Regions from separate parts of the Homo sapiens genome. Here region 2 is linked to region 1. Evidence: read pairs that join two places in POLR2A ChIA-PET (ENCODE). Cell type or tissue: PC-9. All regions are shown on one strand. Links, peaks and the distances in the headings refer to the core of each region. The heading gives the core; the rest is flanking DNA. Region 1 holds the start of LOC124909428 (a long non-coding RNA gene). Region 2 overlaps EEFSEC (eukaryotic elongation factor, selenocysteine-tRNA specific).

What was found. Peaks named below come from ENCODE experiments on the same cell type or tissue, not always from the same donor. Only the 100,000 strongest peaks of a DNase experiment are listed, where the experiment ranks them.
Region 2: POLR2A ChIA-PET joins it to region 1 with 5 read pairs; 3 of 35 experiments call an interaction of 5 or more read pairs at or near these places.

Annotation. Positions count from the first base shown.
Region 1 is chr3:128,429,808-128,437,528 of GRCh38, forward strand. LOC124909428 (a long non-coding RNA gene) reads left to right here and starts at 2,599. Exons shown (of 2, transcript XR_007096075.1): 1 at 2,599-2,986; 2 at 4,272-5,176. RefSeq lists enhancers at 2,059-2,639, 2,640-3,219, 3,220-3,800, 5,785-6,472. In PC-9, for the core only: no CTCF peak of the experiment used is centred there; DNase peaks (open chromatin) are centred at 4,194 and 5,464; H3K4me3 peaks cover 1,996 bases; H3K27ac peaks cover 3,633 bases.
Region 2 is chr3:128,364,466-128,372,186 of GRCh38, forward strand. All of the region lies in intron 6 of EEFSEC (eukaryotic elongation factor, selenocysteine-tRNA specific), which reads left to right. Among named protein-coding and RNA genes, the nearest start is that of DNAJB8-AS1, 95 kb to the right of the region's middle. RefSeq lists an enhancer at 4,377-4,877. In PC-9, for the core only: no CTCF peak of the experiment used is centred there; a DNase peak (open chromatin) is centred at 3,516; H3K27ac peaks cover 789 bases.

The sequences.
Region 1 (7,721 bases), core at 1,312-6,311:
GTGATCCTATGTGTGGGCACTCACACACAGTCACAAGTAGCCACATGCACACACACAATCCACATGGTCACACCCTCACCCAAGACCATACACATGAGTGTGCACACAGGGCCGCCACCAGCCGGCTGGTACAGACCCCAGGCCCTTGGCTGCTGGTGCCCCTGTGCAGGAGTGATGTCATGGGGAGGCCTTCCACCTGGGCAGCCAGAGGGGAGGCCAGACCGTGTCCTGTGTGCTGAGTGCCCGCTGGGCACTGGCGCTGGGGGTGTGCACAGGAGCTCTCACAGTAAGTCTCAAGCAGGGGCAGTGTTCCCGCTGTATAGAAGGGGAAACTGGCTCAGAGAGGTGAGATAAATTGATCAAGTCACACAGCAAGAAACAGAAGGAGCTGGGCCTGGAATCAGCCTGCACACTGCCAGTTCACACAGCTATCTCCTTCTGAAACCTGGGGGACGTTCTGGGCAAGTAGGGGGCAGGGCTGCCCCTGCAACACCAGGAAGGTGACCCTCATGTGGCCCAGCTCAGCTGACCCGGAAGACTCAGAGCCCCAGATCTGCAGCGAGAGCTGGGCACTGGAGTGGGGGATAGGGTTGCCCATGCCTCTCAAGGTTGTCACAGAGCCTGAGGCCCTGGCTGGGAACACAGAAGCCACCACAGCTTGAATCCCCGGCAAGAGATCTGTGTGTGACCCAGCCCCAGCTCGCACAGAAGCCTGCTGTGCACAGAGGACAGTGCTCCAGGCATGGGAAGTGCTCACAACAGCGGCTGCCACCCGCAAGTTCTTCATTCATTCATCGGCTCATTCATTCCGTCAATCAACAAGCCTGCAGCCTGGTGTGGGCACAGGTGCTGCCCTGGACGGGAGCAATGGGCTGAACTGGCTCCTGCCGACTGGAGCTGCCATCCTCCTTAGGGAGACAGACAGTGTGCAGGCACCAAATACACTCGTAAAGTGACTTCAGATCATGATCCTTAGCCAAAGTGGGCACGGAGGGCTTCCGGAGGGGCTAAGCCTTGAGTGACAAGAAGGGGACAGCCAGGCCAAGAACTGTGGAAAGAGGATTCCAGGCGGAGGGAACAGCAAGAGCAGAGGCACAGAATGCTCACGCTCACGGGAGGGAGGCCTGGGGCAGGGGCAGGAGCAGTGGGGTGGAGACTGGGCATGAAGGCAGTCCATGCCAGTCCTGAGGAGCAGTGCCACTCAGCCCCTGCCAGTGGCTGCCTTGTGGGATTGGGGACACGGTGTGGCCAGAGGTTCCGATTTTGCAAGGAAAGCTGGAGGTCTGGAATTTTGCATAAAGCATCCTGATTTTTTTGTTTTGTTGTGTTTTAGAAATGAAGTCTCAATCTGTTGCCCAGGCTGGAGTACAGTGGTGCAATCTTAGCTCAGTGCAGCCTCAAACTCCTGGGCCCAAGTGATCCTCCTGCCTCAGCCTCCCAAATAGCTGAGATTACAGACATGTACCATCATGCCAGTCTTATATTTATTTCTTGTAGAGGTGGGGGTGGGGGACGTCTCATTATGTTGCCCAGGTTTCAAACTCCTGGCTTCAAGCAATCCTCCTGCCTCAGCCTCTCAAAGTGCTGGGATTGCAGGCGTAAGCCACCATGCCTGGCCTCCTGATTTTTAAATGGCCACAGTTTATTCAATTTTTTCTGAAACTGTTCGAGCCACACAAAACCTTTCTGAGAGCCAAAAACAGTGTGTGGGCCACTAGTTTGAGACCTTACTGGGAAGTGAGGTCCTGGATTCAAATCCGGCCTCCCACACTTTCTAGCCATGAGACCCAGGCAAGTGACTTACTCTCTGTGCCTCAGCACTGTCATCTGTAGAATGGGGAGGAGGGTGTCTACCTTACAGAGGGCCTACCTTACAGGGTGCTGTGGAGGCGTAAAGGATTTAATTTACTCATTTATCCAGCACATATTTACTGAGCATCTACTGTGTTCCAGGGACCATGCTAGGTTTGGGGGTCACAACAGCCAACAGGAGACAGTCTCTGCCCTGGTGCATCTTACAGTCAATGGGAAAGACAAAAAACAAAATGAGCAACGGGAATGAGTACCACGTGCAGAAATGCCAATAGGAAGAAGTGCCGAGGAGAAAAACTAGGGCAGACAGCAAGGCAAAAGGAGTTGAAGAAGGCATGCTGACATTTTAAACCAAGGAGGGCCTCACTGAGGAGGCGGCATTTCAGTAAAGGCCTGAAGGAAGCGCGGGAGTGAGGCACACAGATGTCCCGTGAAGTGTGTTCCAAGCAGAGGTAGCGGCCATGCAGAGGCCGGAGGCCTGGCCGCCCAAGGAGAAACCAAGGAGACTGGGGAGGCTGAGTGGAAAGACAGGCCAGAGATGGGGGAGGTGGCAGTCGTGAGATCAGGTGGTCCTGGAGCCCACTGCGGGGTGAGCTTTTCCTGTGAGTGAGGTGGGAGCCAAGGGAGAGTGTGGAGCAGAGGAGGGAGGATCTCTGACTTGGCTTTAACAGACCCTCCGGCTGCTGCAGGAGAATGGGCTGCAGCGGGATAGAGCCGCGTACAGGAGGGAGGGTGCTCACTGGTCCAGGTGAGCACGATGGCGGCGGGACCAGCGGCCGGAACTGGGAGGGGGAGACGCCTCTGGGGAGACGTCCAAGGTGGAGCCAGCGGAGAGAGAGGCGTGGAGGCCGGTGCCTGCGGGTTTGGCCTGGGCAGCGGGAGTGTGGAGGGACTGTTTCCTGGAGCGGGAAAGGCGAAGGGGCTGGTTGCGGTGAATGTGGGGCTGGGAAGGCCAGCTGGCTCCCTGGACATGCGGGAAAGTGAAGAGAGAGGCTCCCAGGAGAGGGTGGTCCGGGGACATGGCGTTGGGCACCCCTGCTGGCACTGGAGGAGGCACCAGGGAGAAAGTGTTGTTGGAGCTGAGGACAAATCAAGCAGCCCGCCCGGACGGTGGCCGCATTTGCTGAACATTTGGAATTCCAGGAAAGGGCCGGGGGCCTGGAGGAGGACCCAGGTGATCCCCAGGCCAGGTTTCGGGGACTGCGGCCCCCCGAGGGGGTCTCAGCTTCTGGGCGCTGGGGTTGGGCAGCCGGGAGGCCGCCCCTCCCCCATCGCCCTCTCCCGGAGCGTCCGCCCCCTCCCCCGCGCCACCTGCGGGGTCGGTCAGATCCGGGCCTTTGTCCCGCGCCCCAGCCCCGCCGCCCCGCCTGGCTCCCCCCCGAGCAAACACAGCTGAGCGCCCGGGCTCGCGTGCCGCCCCCGCCCCCCAAATCTCCGGGCCGCGGGGTGGAGGCTTAGCAGGGCAGCTGCGGGCCTGCGGGCGGGCGGAGCTCGGGGCGCCCCTCTCCCGCTCGCACCGCCGGGGCGCGCCTTTGTCATGCAGATGGCCCGCTGGCGGCCGGCCTCGCCCGGCGGCGCTCGGGCAGCTGACCTGGGGGGTGGGGGACAACTCCGCTCCCACATCATGCCGAGGCTCCCGTGAAGACCGCGTCGTCCTTGCCCTGGGACCCGCTCCTCCCTCCCCCCGGCGCCAGGTGACCCACTCCAGTCGCTGGGCGTCCCTGGCCTGTGTTCTTGCTCGCACTCCCTGCAAAGGAACCTGCTGTCCACACACCTGGAGCCCTGGAGCAGGGGCTGGGATTTGCCGCTGCCAAGGGTGTGGGGCACATGTGGGGGGCAGCCCCATCCCTCCCAACTGGTCCTAGGCCAGCCAGACCTCTGTACCCACTGTGGGTGGCTGGGACCCAATCGCTGCCCATTCCTGCCTCAGTCTTCCCATCTGTACTATGAGCGCTGCTCCAGGGCAGAGAGGACTGGTGGGCTTAGGAGGAGGCAGGAGCCAGGTTTGTCCCACCGGCCTTGCAGCCACCTGGTGTGGTGGCCTTGGGATGATACGTCTGGCCTCACATGCAGCGATGTGGCCTGGGGATGTGGATGCCCGCAGCTCAGGGCCCTCGTGGGCAATGACACTCATGCTTAGGATGCCAGGATCCCCACCCTCCCAGACCTACCCCTCTCCCACCCATCCTGACCCAACCCTAAGGTCCTGTCTCCTCCTAGGTAACTGGGGTGGGGCTTGACTGGGGCACACGCCCACTTTCTCCAGAGCAAAAGATTCTCCAAAACAGGGGTGACCAAATGGAAAGTTATTTACTGCCTAGTGTCAGGAGTCAGGCCTGGGGCAAGACCTGGGAGGAGAAACATTCCTGCAGCTGGAATCAGGCCGGAGGAGCTGGTGTCCCCTGCCAGGGTCAGCTGCTAGTATCATCCCAGGAGCACCCTCTCTCTTTATTTTGCAGGTGAGTAGCCTGAGGCCAGAGAGCAGTAGGAACCTGTGGCCTCCCAACCCTTGTCTTCTCCTGCAAAGAACAGAGGATTGGGATTCACGCCAGAAGGTACAGAAATGGCCAACACAGACGAGATGCCTCAAGTCTAGGTTATGCGCATGGAATCACATGGTATCATTCCTCATTTCTGGAGTAAAAGGCAAGAATACTGACAACAAGCAGTGCCGGGCAGCTGTGGGACAGGTGGAGCCCCCATGGACCCTGCTTCTGGCGTGCAGTTTGTCAATATGACACTCAAAATTCTGCGGAAGCTTTGATCCAGTGACTTACCTCGAATAATTTATCTTCATTTTTTAAAATTTATTTATTTATTGAGACAGGGTCTCGCTCTGCCACCCAGGCTGGAGTGCAGTAGCACGATCGCAGCTCACTGCAGCCTTGACCTCCGGACTCAAGCAATCCTCCTGCCTCAGCATCCCTCAAATAGTGCAACCACAGGTGTGCACCAACACACCCAGCTACTTTTTAAATTTTTTTGGAAAGATGGGGTCTCACTATGTTGCCCAGGCTGAATTTATCTTTAAAGGGCACGAATAAGATGAGTGGACAAAGAAGACCCAGTTATGTCATGGGGAAACCTGGAAGCCACCCCAAGAGCACAGCTTTGCAAGTGGATGAGAGTTCCAATCTCAGCCCAGCTGTGTGATTCTGGGCAACTGTCCTAACCTCTCTGAACTTCAGTTTCCTCATCTGTAAGGTGGGAATAATGGCAATACCCAACCCCTCCAGGGCCGTCTGAGGAAGACATAAGACTACATGGGTAGAATGCTTACCTTTAGGCACACAAGAGACAATTTATATAAAGGAAAAAGTTGGTGGTCCCATATGATGGATTATTAAACAGCTTTACAAATAAAGAAGAGCCTCTCTGGGCCTCAGTTTCCCTCTTGAACAAAGAAAAATTGGTCCTGGGAGCTCACTGCGTGGCTCCTCGACTCTCTGCAGCGATCCCTCCCTTCCTGGCCCTGGCTGTGACTCCCTGGCAGCTGAGCAACTGGGTAGGAGAGGGACATGGCTCAGTCTGTCTGTTGGGCCATGCGTCATTCTCAGCTTAGACCCAGCCTTGCCTGTCACAGGAGAGGGCGGGGGAGGGGAGGAGAGCCCAGAGGCCCAACTCCTCTACCCCTGGGCCCTGCCCCTCTGGCTCAGCCAGCAGGAAAGGCCAGTGGAAGGTGGGGGGCTTGTCTCACTGCCCTCTCCCCCAGGGAGGGGCATTTGTGGCCAGATCCAGTTTCTGGCAGGACTGGTTAGTCCAGGTGGCCTGGATGGATGGCCGAGATAAGGTCTGTGCAGATTGGCCAGGCTGGGCAGGAGACCCAAGCGGGACAAAGACAGGATAGCCCTGGCCCAGCCTGATTCACAGGTGGGGTTAGGAGCTGCCCCTGTCTTGTCCCAGCCTCTGTCACCAGATTTTGGGGGCCAGGCACCCAGGTATCCTCTAGGAACCTCCCGTCACTGCCTGCGGTGAGGTGGCACAGAAAGAGGTGATCCTGGGGAGAGGTGTTACAGGTCCAAGGTGGCCCAGCACTTGAGGGGGTGCTGCAAGGAAGAGTTTTTACCAGCCCCTGATGAGGCTCTAAAGCCCAGAGACAGCATGACCTGGGGCTGCCTGGGTGTGAGGTTGTTGAGGATTCTGGGTTGCAGGTAGGCACCGTCTTGGTTTCTCTGTCTCTGTCTGACATTCCAGACGCTCCCAGGGCCTGGCTGGGCCAGCTTCCCTCATGGGCTTGGTTCTCACAGACCCAGTCACAAAAACCATGCTGCCAGCACTTAGTACAGCCTCAGGCCTATACCACCTCCGTCCCTCATCAGTGGGGTGCCCTCTGCCTGGTGGTTCCTGCCAGCCTCAGGCCAGGGGTTCAGAGAGCAAGTCTCTCTCATAGGTGCTATAGCCCCAGGGACCCAGGGCAGAGCACAACTCAGCCTCCCAGGCTGCCAGCAATTCACTTACTATACTGAACATTCTGTTTCCTCCTCCACGACCACAGCCATCCCTCTCCATGCCCTGTGTGCTCTGCTGCCACGGTCCCCTTGCCCTTGCCTCTGGTCTGGTTCACCAATGGGGACACCAGCTGAAGACTGGAAGGGTGGAAGGAGAGAGTGGCCAGAACTACTCATCCAGCATCTCCTGGGTTGAGGCTGGCCATGTCCTGACTAAGAGCCACAGTCCCCACTGTGGTGGGAGGGTGGCCCTCTCCTGGGCTGCAGCTTGGGAGAGCTCCAGTAACAGCCCTGCTCCCACTCCCTAGAGGCAGGAATGGTGGCTTCCTGCTCTCTGTACTGTCACCATCCCTTAAGCAGCATCTGTAAGTGGCCAGCTCATTAAGCCCTTTCCCCTAGTTTGCAGACTACGTCTCCTGCCAGGATCGGATCAGTAAACCTCAGGACTCTCACAGCCCTACAGGGCAGCTGGAGCCATCCCATTTACAGATGAAGAAACTGACTCAGAATCAAAAACAACAAATCCGGAGCCATCACATTACTCAACTTCAAACTATACTATAAGGTCATAGTCACCAAAGCAGCATGGTACTGGTATAAAAATAGTCACATAGACCAATGGAACAGAATAGAGAACCCAGAAATAAAGCCAAATACTTACAGCCAACTGATCTTTGACAAAACAAACAAAAACATAAAGTGGAGAAAGGAAACCCTATTCAATAAATGGTGCTGGGATAATTGGCAAGCCACATGTAGAATGAAACTGGATCCTCATCTCTCACCTTATACAAAAATCAACTCAAGATGGCTCAAATACTTAAATCTAAGACCTGAAACCATAAAGATTCCAGAAGATAACATCGGAAAAACCCTTCTAGACATTGGCTTAGGCAAAGCCTTCATGACCAAGAACCCAAAAGCAAATGCAACAAAAACAAAGATAAATAGATGGGACCTAATTAAACTGAAAAGCTTCTGCACAGCAAAAGAAATAATCAGGCTGGGCGCAGTGGCTCACGCCTGTAATCCCAACATTTTGGGAGGCTGAGGTGGGCGGATCACGAGGTCAGGCGATCGAGACCATCCTGGCTAACATGGTGAAACCCTGTCTCTACTGAAAAATACAACAAAAATTAGACAGGCGTGGTGGTGTGCACCTGTAGTCCCAGCTACTCAGGAGGCTGGGGCAGGAGAATGGCATGAACCCAGGAGGCAGAGCTTGTAGTGAGCCTAGATCGCGCCACTGCACTCCAGCCTGGGCGACAGAGCGAGACTCCGTCTCAAAAAAACAAAAAAGAAATAATCAGCAGAGTCTGTTAAGACAACTATAAAGTAGGAGAAAATCTTTACAATCTGTATCTCTGACAAAGGACTAACATCCATAATCTACAAAGAACTCAAACAAATCAGCAAGAAAAAACAAACAATCCCATCAAAAACTGGGCTAAGGACATGAAT
Region 2 (7,721 bases), core at 1,363-6,362, 65 kb before region 1:
CTAGAACCCTGTGGCCAGTGGTCAGTCCAGCCTCATGGCCAGGGTCAGGAAAAGGCCAGGACAGTGGAAAGACCATGGGATGGGGAGTCGGGAACCTGGCCCTCATACCTGCCCTGAGCTCCAGTTCCTTCGCCTACACAGTGGGCATGTGAATTCTCAGACTGCCCCTCCAGGGCCTCTTCCAGCCTCATTCATCTACTGCTGACTCTGCCAGTGCTCAAGCCACTCCTCTGTGGAGTGCACCTGACCCCCAGGCCCTGCAGCACTGCTGTGGGGATGCACTGGCAGGAAGCAGGGGCTGGGAAGGCCAAGAGCACCTCCCAAACCCTGTCCCGGAGCTGCCATTTAGTCTAGCCCTCCACAGCCTGCATGGCAGCGTGGCCCCAACCCACAGGTGAGGAAACAGGCCCTTTGCTCACATCTACACTGCTAGTAAGTGAATGGGCCAGAGTTCTCTGTCTGCCCCAGGGAGATCGAGCAGAGGGGCCAGCAGGAGTAAGTGGGCACAGCATACCTGCTGCTGAGGGCAGTGCCAGCCCTGCCAGCTGGCTCTGCTCCCTTAGCCCTGCAGCCTTCTCCCAGGACTCTGGGGTTCCAGCTGGTAGCCCGTGGCCCCTGTGCTGAATCAGGTGTCTCAGGGCTCAGCATGGTATCCCATCCCATCCTCCTCTGTCCCTCATCACAATTTATTGGGCCCTCCGTGTACAGACCTGTCTAGGTGCTGGAGGGGGTCAGAGGTGAAACAAGGCCTGGGTGGGGAGGGGGCTCCCTGAGTGGATGGAGAGCCCTGGGCCAACACCCAGTGGGACAACTCCTCTGTGAACCACTCTCTGGTTTAGGAGAGGGACGGGTCAGACGAGGCCAAGGTTGCAGGGGCCGCTGGGCTAGTTACCTGGAGGGTCTCCTGGGGCATCCCAGGCTCCCTTCTGATTGGGACCAGCCACTTTCCAGTCTGTGCTTCAGCTTCTTCAGTGCTAACCCAGAGCTAGTCATTCTGATTTCCAGGAAGGCTGAAAATTTAATCATAGAATCCCTGGAGAGGACTGCCTATAGTATCCACTTACGGCAGGGGCTCCCTAAGTGGTGGCTGGAATTGTGTGCTGTGTGCACCCACCCCTCACCTGCCAGCCCTTCCTCTTGGTGGGGTAGCTCACATGTCCACTGAGGGCCTCACTTTATCCTCCCACCCATGCCCTGTCCCTACCACAGAGCACTGGGAAACGATGCCTGTAGGAGCCCCGGTGCTGCATTCATGCCAGGCTGCTTCACAGGAGATTAACCAGCCACCTTTCAAGCAGGGATTGGCTGTGCCACAAGGACCTCTCCAATTTATTGACCCTGGAAAGCACTTTGCATGGTCAAAAACAAGGATTATACCTTTCCCTCCTGATTGAAAACAGAAGCCAAATCATAGAGGCATCCCCCAGATGCCCCGCTTTGCCTCAGCCGTTGGATGGCCAATGTCTCTCCCGGGACCAGTACAGGGCAGAGCAGCAAGTGCTTCAGCTCAGCCCAGAAGCTGATGCACCTCTCTGTTGACCAGGCAACAGATTGTCAGGGGCTCTCAGACCCAGGTTCACAAGGTGGCAGATTTGTCAGGGCCTAAGTCCCAGAAGCTCTATTTGCTAGAAATATGGGTCATTTAGTATGGACTGGGCCAGGCCTGCAGGAGTTGGGGACACACCCCTTCAGTGGTTTTGGGGGACCAGTGTGTTGGTGAGGTCCCAGGCAAGTAACTCTAAGAATAGAAACTATGGTTCTAAGAAATGGCCAGGGGCATTGGTCCATATGGGCTGGTGACCAGAAGGAATGGAATTGGCCTGGGTGACTTGTAGCATGAGGGCCTACAGCCATCCGGAGGGTAGCAGGCAGGGCCTGAGGCTGAGACAATGTCAGCAGTACAATCAGCTGCTGCCCATGCCCTGTGCCAGGCAGCACGCCCTTGTGTAGTCTGACCACTCAATCCTGCCAGCAGCCCAGGGAAACCAGGCTGTCATCACCCCAGTTCTGCAGAGGAGGAAATCAGACCAACCCCAGTGCCCTGGCAGTCAGCCTGAGGGCACAGAGGAGGAGGAGGAGGAGCAGGAGCTGGGGTCCTGATTTTCAAGGTCAGAGACAGGAGGGCTCTGGCCTCACACAGTCACTCTGACTTTAGCTAGCTCTTCTTTACCAAGCACTGACTCTTGTGTGTGGAAAGTATTTTTCTGGTATCAGACATAGTGTTGGGTTCTGGGCACATGGCTCAAACAAGACACAGTCCCTGCACCCCGGGAGTTCACAGCTAATCACCCCTCTGTTCAACAGTGTGCTTTTGAGCCCCTGTTATGTGTCATCCTTGTGTTGGGTTCTAGAAAGACCACAGTGAGCCACAGCCCACATGACCCCTGAGCTCATGGGGCTGTTGGGTTGGTGTACTAGTCAACTCGGGCTATCATAACAGAATACCACAGACGCGGTGGCTTAAACAATAGGCATTCATTTCCTGTCAGTTCTGGAGCCTGGAAGTCCAAGATCAAGGTGTCTGCAGGGTGGGTTTCTCCTGCAGCCTCTCTCTTGGCTTGCAGACGGCTGCCTTCTCCCTGTGTCCTCACATGGCTGTCCCTCTGTGCGTGTCTGTGTCCCAACCTCTATTTTGAAGGACATTAGTCAGTTTGGTTTAGAACTCAACCTAAAGACCTCATTTCATCTTAATTACACCTTTAAAGGCCCTGCCTCCAAATACAGTCCCATTCTAAAGTCTGGGGGTTAGGATTCCAGTATATGAATTTGAAGGGACACAGTTCAGCCTGTAACAGTTAGGATGCTGGCACTGGCAGACTTTCTCCTGAGCATTTGTGTATTGGCAGCCACATGCATGCTGTGCACAGAAGGTGCACAATGCCATGAGATCTTACAGTAGGACCCCAACCGAGTCTGGGCTTGGGAAGGCTTCCTTCGGAAGTGGCATTGCACTGGGGTCTGAGGACAAATTGGAGTCTCAGTGCCCCTGGAGGTGAGGGTGCCACAGTGGTGCTGCTCAGGCTATTCCTGCTGGCCCTGAGTATCACCTCCGCATCGAACCAGCCACCTGCTGTGTGGACTCCTGTGCCTGTAAGCAAGAGCCACATCCTGTTTCCACAAGGCCTACCTCAGGGATGCCGTGAGACTGCAACATTGCTGCACCCCTACTTAGGCTGCCGATTATGGACTTATGTCCCCTTCCCACCTTACAGGGAGAGAGACAGCCTTGAAACCAGACCCAGAGATGAGTGAAGCACCACAGTTGGTGCTGTGGCCCCACTGCCTGCCTGGCCATATCACTGGCTCCATCAGCCCTCCAAAGAAACCAGCTCTACAATAAGACTCCCTTTTCCTGTCACCCATTTCATCTGGAATGCCAAGCAGTTCTGCACTGGTGACGCGTGCTGACTCCAGCTCAGGCTAGGGCTCTGCTGAAAAGCTGCCTCCTGCGATCACTTGCCTAATGGTTCTTCCTCCCACCACCCACTGGGAGAGCCGTGCCTCAGGAATTCCATGGGGCCAGTCACATGGCCTGATGCCCTTGGGCTGGGCCAGGATGGTGCTGCCACAGCCTAGATCCTGGGTGTAGCCCCTTGCACAAGGTCAGCTGGAGTGTGTCCTGTCTCCAGCTACAGCCAGTCACAGCAGATGGTGGTTGCATTTGGCACAGAAGTACAGTCCACAGGCTGAGTGCAGTGGCTCACACCTGTAATCCCTATGCCTGGGGAGGCTGAGGCAAGCGGATCACCTGAGGTCAGGAGTTGGAGACCAGACTGGCCAATGTGGCAAAACCCCATCTCTAATAAAAATTTAAAAATTAGCTGGGCATAGTGGTTACACACCTGTAGTCCCAGCTACTCGGGAGGCTGAGGCAGGAGAATTGCTTGAACCTGGGAGATGGAGGTTACAGTGAGCCAGGAGATTGCGCCACTGCACTCCAGCCTGGGTGACAGAGCGAGACTCCATCTCCAAAAAAAACAAAAAAAAAAAAACAAAAAAAGAAGTACAGTCCACAACACACACAAGAAATGAAGTTTTCTGTGTTTTAAGAAAGAGGAGTTTTAAAAAACAATAAACAACAATGACAACTGCGCATGTTAAAATCACTCCCTGGATGTGGTAGCTCAGCTGAGCCTTGCTGGTCAGGGCCACTTCCCGGAAGCTTTCTCACTGTTGCTAATCCTTCTGAAGGGCCTGGGTCAGCTCACTGCCTTTGGAGCCCTCGGTTTTCATCTGATAAAATGGGGGTAACAATCCTGTCTTGAAGGACTGTGAGGAGTAAACCAGTGTGCAAGGATGCCCAGCATGTTGCAGGCGTTGGGAGTGGGCTGCCAGCCCCTTCCCTCATCTGCCTGCACCGCATGAGCCTGACACGTGCCGGAGTCCAGGCCTGAAAACCCAAGGGGCTGGGCCCCCTGAGCTCCATGCCCGTATTGCTGGGCTGTAGCACAGCCACGGTGGCATTACCACTTCCAATTTTTCAAGAAAGCCTGGATATCTGTATTTTTACATGAAATCTTCCCATTCTCAGTTGGGCCACAATGTGTGGTCTCTGTGTTGGCACCAGGTCCTTAATGTGCCGTCTCTTCCTCCTGCTGCAGCCTTCAAGAGGAGGCCATCGCCCTGTTTCTCCCAAAGGCACTGTGAGGCTCAGAGGAGCTAGATGACTGGCCCACCAGACCCTGAAGTTCCCAATGGAAGTGGACATCACCCATGGTTCCACTTAGCTGGGAGGCTTCTGGAAACTCAGCATAGAGCAAAAGTGAAAACACATCCTGGTGCCAAAGGGACAGGACACGATGAGCCCTGAGGTTGTGGATATTGTTATGTTCCCATAAATAACAGGCCCTCAGACAATGGGCTGTGAGGCTGTGTGTTCCTCTGGGGTTTGAAATGAAACTGGCTTTCTTCTCTTTTAAAATGTGCTCTCTCCAACCATCCAGCTGCTCTGTTTGGAGCAGATTCTGGGGCAACCCCAATAACCTGTCCTTGGGATTTCATTAGCACCACCAGCCAGCTGCCTGGAAAGTAGCCCCTGCCAGGACCAAATTAACTTTTACTGAGAGACATTGGCAGGGCTGGTATTGTGCACACTTGGCATTTTCAGCCCACACTGGGATGTGGGTAGCAGGGTACCTTCAAAGAACAAGAGCTTCGGAGGCAGCCAGACCTGTGTTGGAATCCTGGCTAGAATGCTACCCTTTCTGAAAATCCCAGTTTCCTCATCAGTAAGGTGGGTTATCTTGAGGACTTTCCCTCCTAGCTTTTTAAATAATTTCAAACATACTGAAGAGTGGAAAGCTTATTGAGCAGTGTTGCTCCCTTGGCTTCAACAATTGCTCCGTGTTGTCTTGTCTGCTTTGTTTGTGCGCCGAGCCGACTGAGGGTTCCTCCTGGTGCTGCTGCTGTGCCTGCACCCTCAGCACATGTCCCCGAGGAACAAGGACATTCTCCTGCAGAACCACAACGCAGTTACCACTGGAGAAATGTGACATTGATGCCACATTGTCTAGGATACAGTCCATTTTCAGATTCCCCAACTGTCGCAATAGTGTCTTAGGAAGTTTTCCATGCTTGAGGAGTCAGTGAAAGGTGGCACCTGCGCTCAGTGCTGCCACCAATAGTTTTACAACACTGATGTTTTTGAAGAGCCCAGGTTGGTTGTTTCCCAGTGCACTCTTTGGGTCTGTCTGATATTTCTTCATGACTGGGTTCAGGCTGTGCATTTTTGGAAGGAATTCTACAGAGGTGATTTCGGGGCCTTAGTGTGTCCTATCCGGATGTCTGCCCATCATAGGCAATGCTAGGTTTGACCACTAGTGAAGGTGGTTGTTAGGAGGTTCAATGAGGTGATGAAGACAGAGCCCAGGCCCAGAGATAGCTGTGTGGAGGGAGTGCAGCGGCCCACACTCACCACCGGTATCATAGCTCAGCAGCTGTGCCCCATGCAGGATGCCTCTGTGGCCTGGGAGGAGGGGCACCAGCAGGTCCCTTGGGAAGTTACAGTAAAGGCCCCGGTCTGGCAGCAGTGAGGCAGAGCTGACTCTCTGGAGCCAGATCTAGGGATATCCTACCCCTCTCCCATATCCCCATGGGGCTAAGCCAGGGCCTGTGGAGGGAGGAGAGGAGCTGCTACTTCCCCCAAAGCCTTCTCTTTCTCCCTCTCCCCGACCACCCACCCTCTCTCCCCAGCCCAGCTCTGTTTCAGCCATTGCCCCTCTCCCTGTGACCAGCATCAGACCTGAGCACAGAGGACTGGCTCTAGGCCCATCCCAGGGGGCACCGTTTGGGTGGAGATGTTACAGAAAGGAGCAAGCACTATAGTAGGGGCCCTACAGGGCTTTGGAGAAAGAGCATGGAGTGACTGCTCCCTTCCAGAGTGAAGGTGGGAAGTTTTACCGATGCAGTGAGGCTTGAGCTTGTCTTGAAGGTGAGGAGATTTCCCCAGGGAGAAAAGGGAGGAAGGGTGTTCAGGACAGAAGGAACAGAGTGTGCTAGGGCACAGAGGATGGAAAGAGTGGCATATTCTGGGAATATGGAATAGAAACTAATATTCATTGCTTGTTAAAATGAGTAGGACATTGTTCTAAGTGTTGTATATGTTATTAACTCCTTTGATATATATAAAATGATGGTTTTGGAGCAGTTTTTTTTTTAAAAGCAATGGAATTCTTTGTTTTTTCACCCGAAGTCTTTCATGGAATCCAATTGAGGCCCTGGGGAGCCTCCTTGCTGTTCACCTCAAATCCAGCCCTGAGGCTCATCCTTGGATGGATGGGGAGGAGGGGAGGAGGAGCTTACTCCCGAAAGGCCTTGGCCTCCATGCTTGTATCTGGCCTTTGTCTAGACAGGGTTCCCATCGACACTGCTGACACTGGGGCTGGACCATCCTCTACTGTGGGGCTGCCTTGTGCCCTGCAGGGTGTTTGTGGGTATCCCTGGCTTCTTCTTACTAGGTACAGCCTCACCCAAGTTGCAGCAATGAAAAACTTCTCTAGATGTTCCCAAGTGTCCCCTGGGGACCAAAATATCCCCCAGTTGAGAACCACTGGTCTAAGCAAGTGGCAGAAGGAACTGGTGGTTGGTGTGCAGGGAGGAACACAGTCAGAAAGCTCTGTCTGGCAGCTGGTTGGAGGGGGCAAGCCAAGGCCTGAGGCTGGACAGTGGGCACATGGGGAGGAGGGCAGAGGGGCAGGATGCACCCCAGAACCTGTTGGGGTGCAGAATGAGGAGGGTGATGTCCAGAATAGATTCTACCCCAGGCCTCGTGGGCAGCCTCTGGCCAGCAAGGAGGGCCTAGGCATGCCCCCAGAGTCCCAGCCCCATGGTAGGGGCCCTACAGGGCCATGGGGAAAGAGAGGACAGAGTGGTCCTGCAGGGGCCGGGGCCCGGCGGCAGTGCCTCATCCATCCTGAGGTCTCTGGGTGCTTGGTGGTGGGGGGCCCTGAGCTCTGGGCCCAGTGGCCTTGAGAGGAGGGAGGCTCTGTCCAGCCTGGTGCGGACCAGGAGTGCAGGATCTTTACTGGCCCTTACACAGTGAATGCAACTTTTCTTTGGGAACTATTTCTCTTTGCTTAGGACTCTCTAAAACTTTCCAGATTTGCCAGTTTGTAGTTTTAGGGAAAATTTGTATTTTTCCATATGCAGTTATCCTACCTAAATAAAGTCAGCAGAGTGAACTGATAAAACAATTAACATTTTAGGCAGTGGAAAGTGGAACT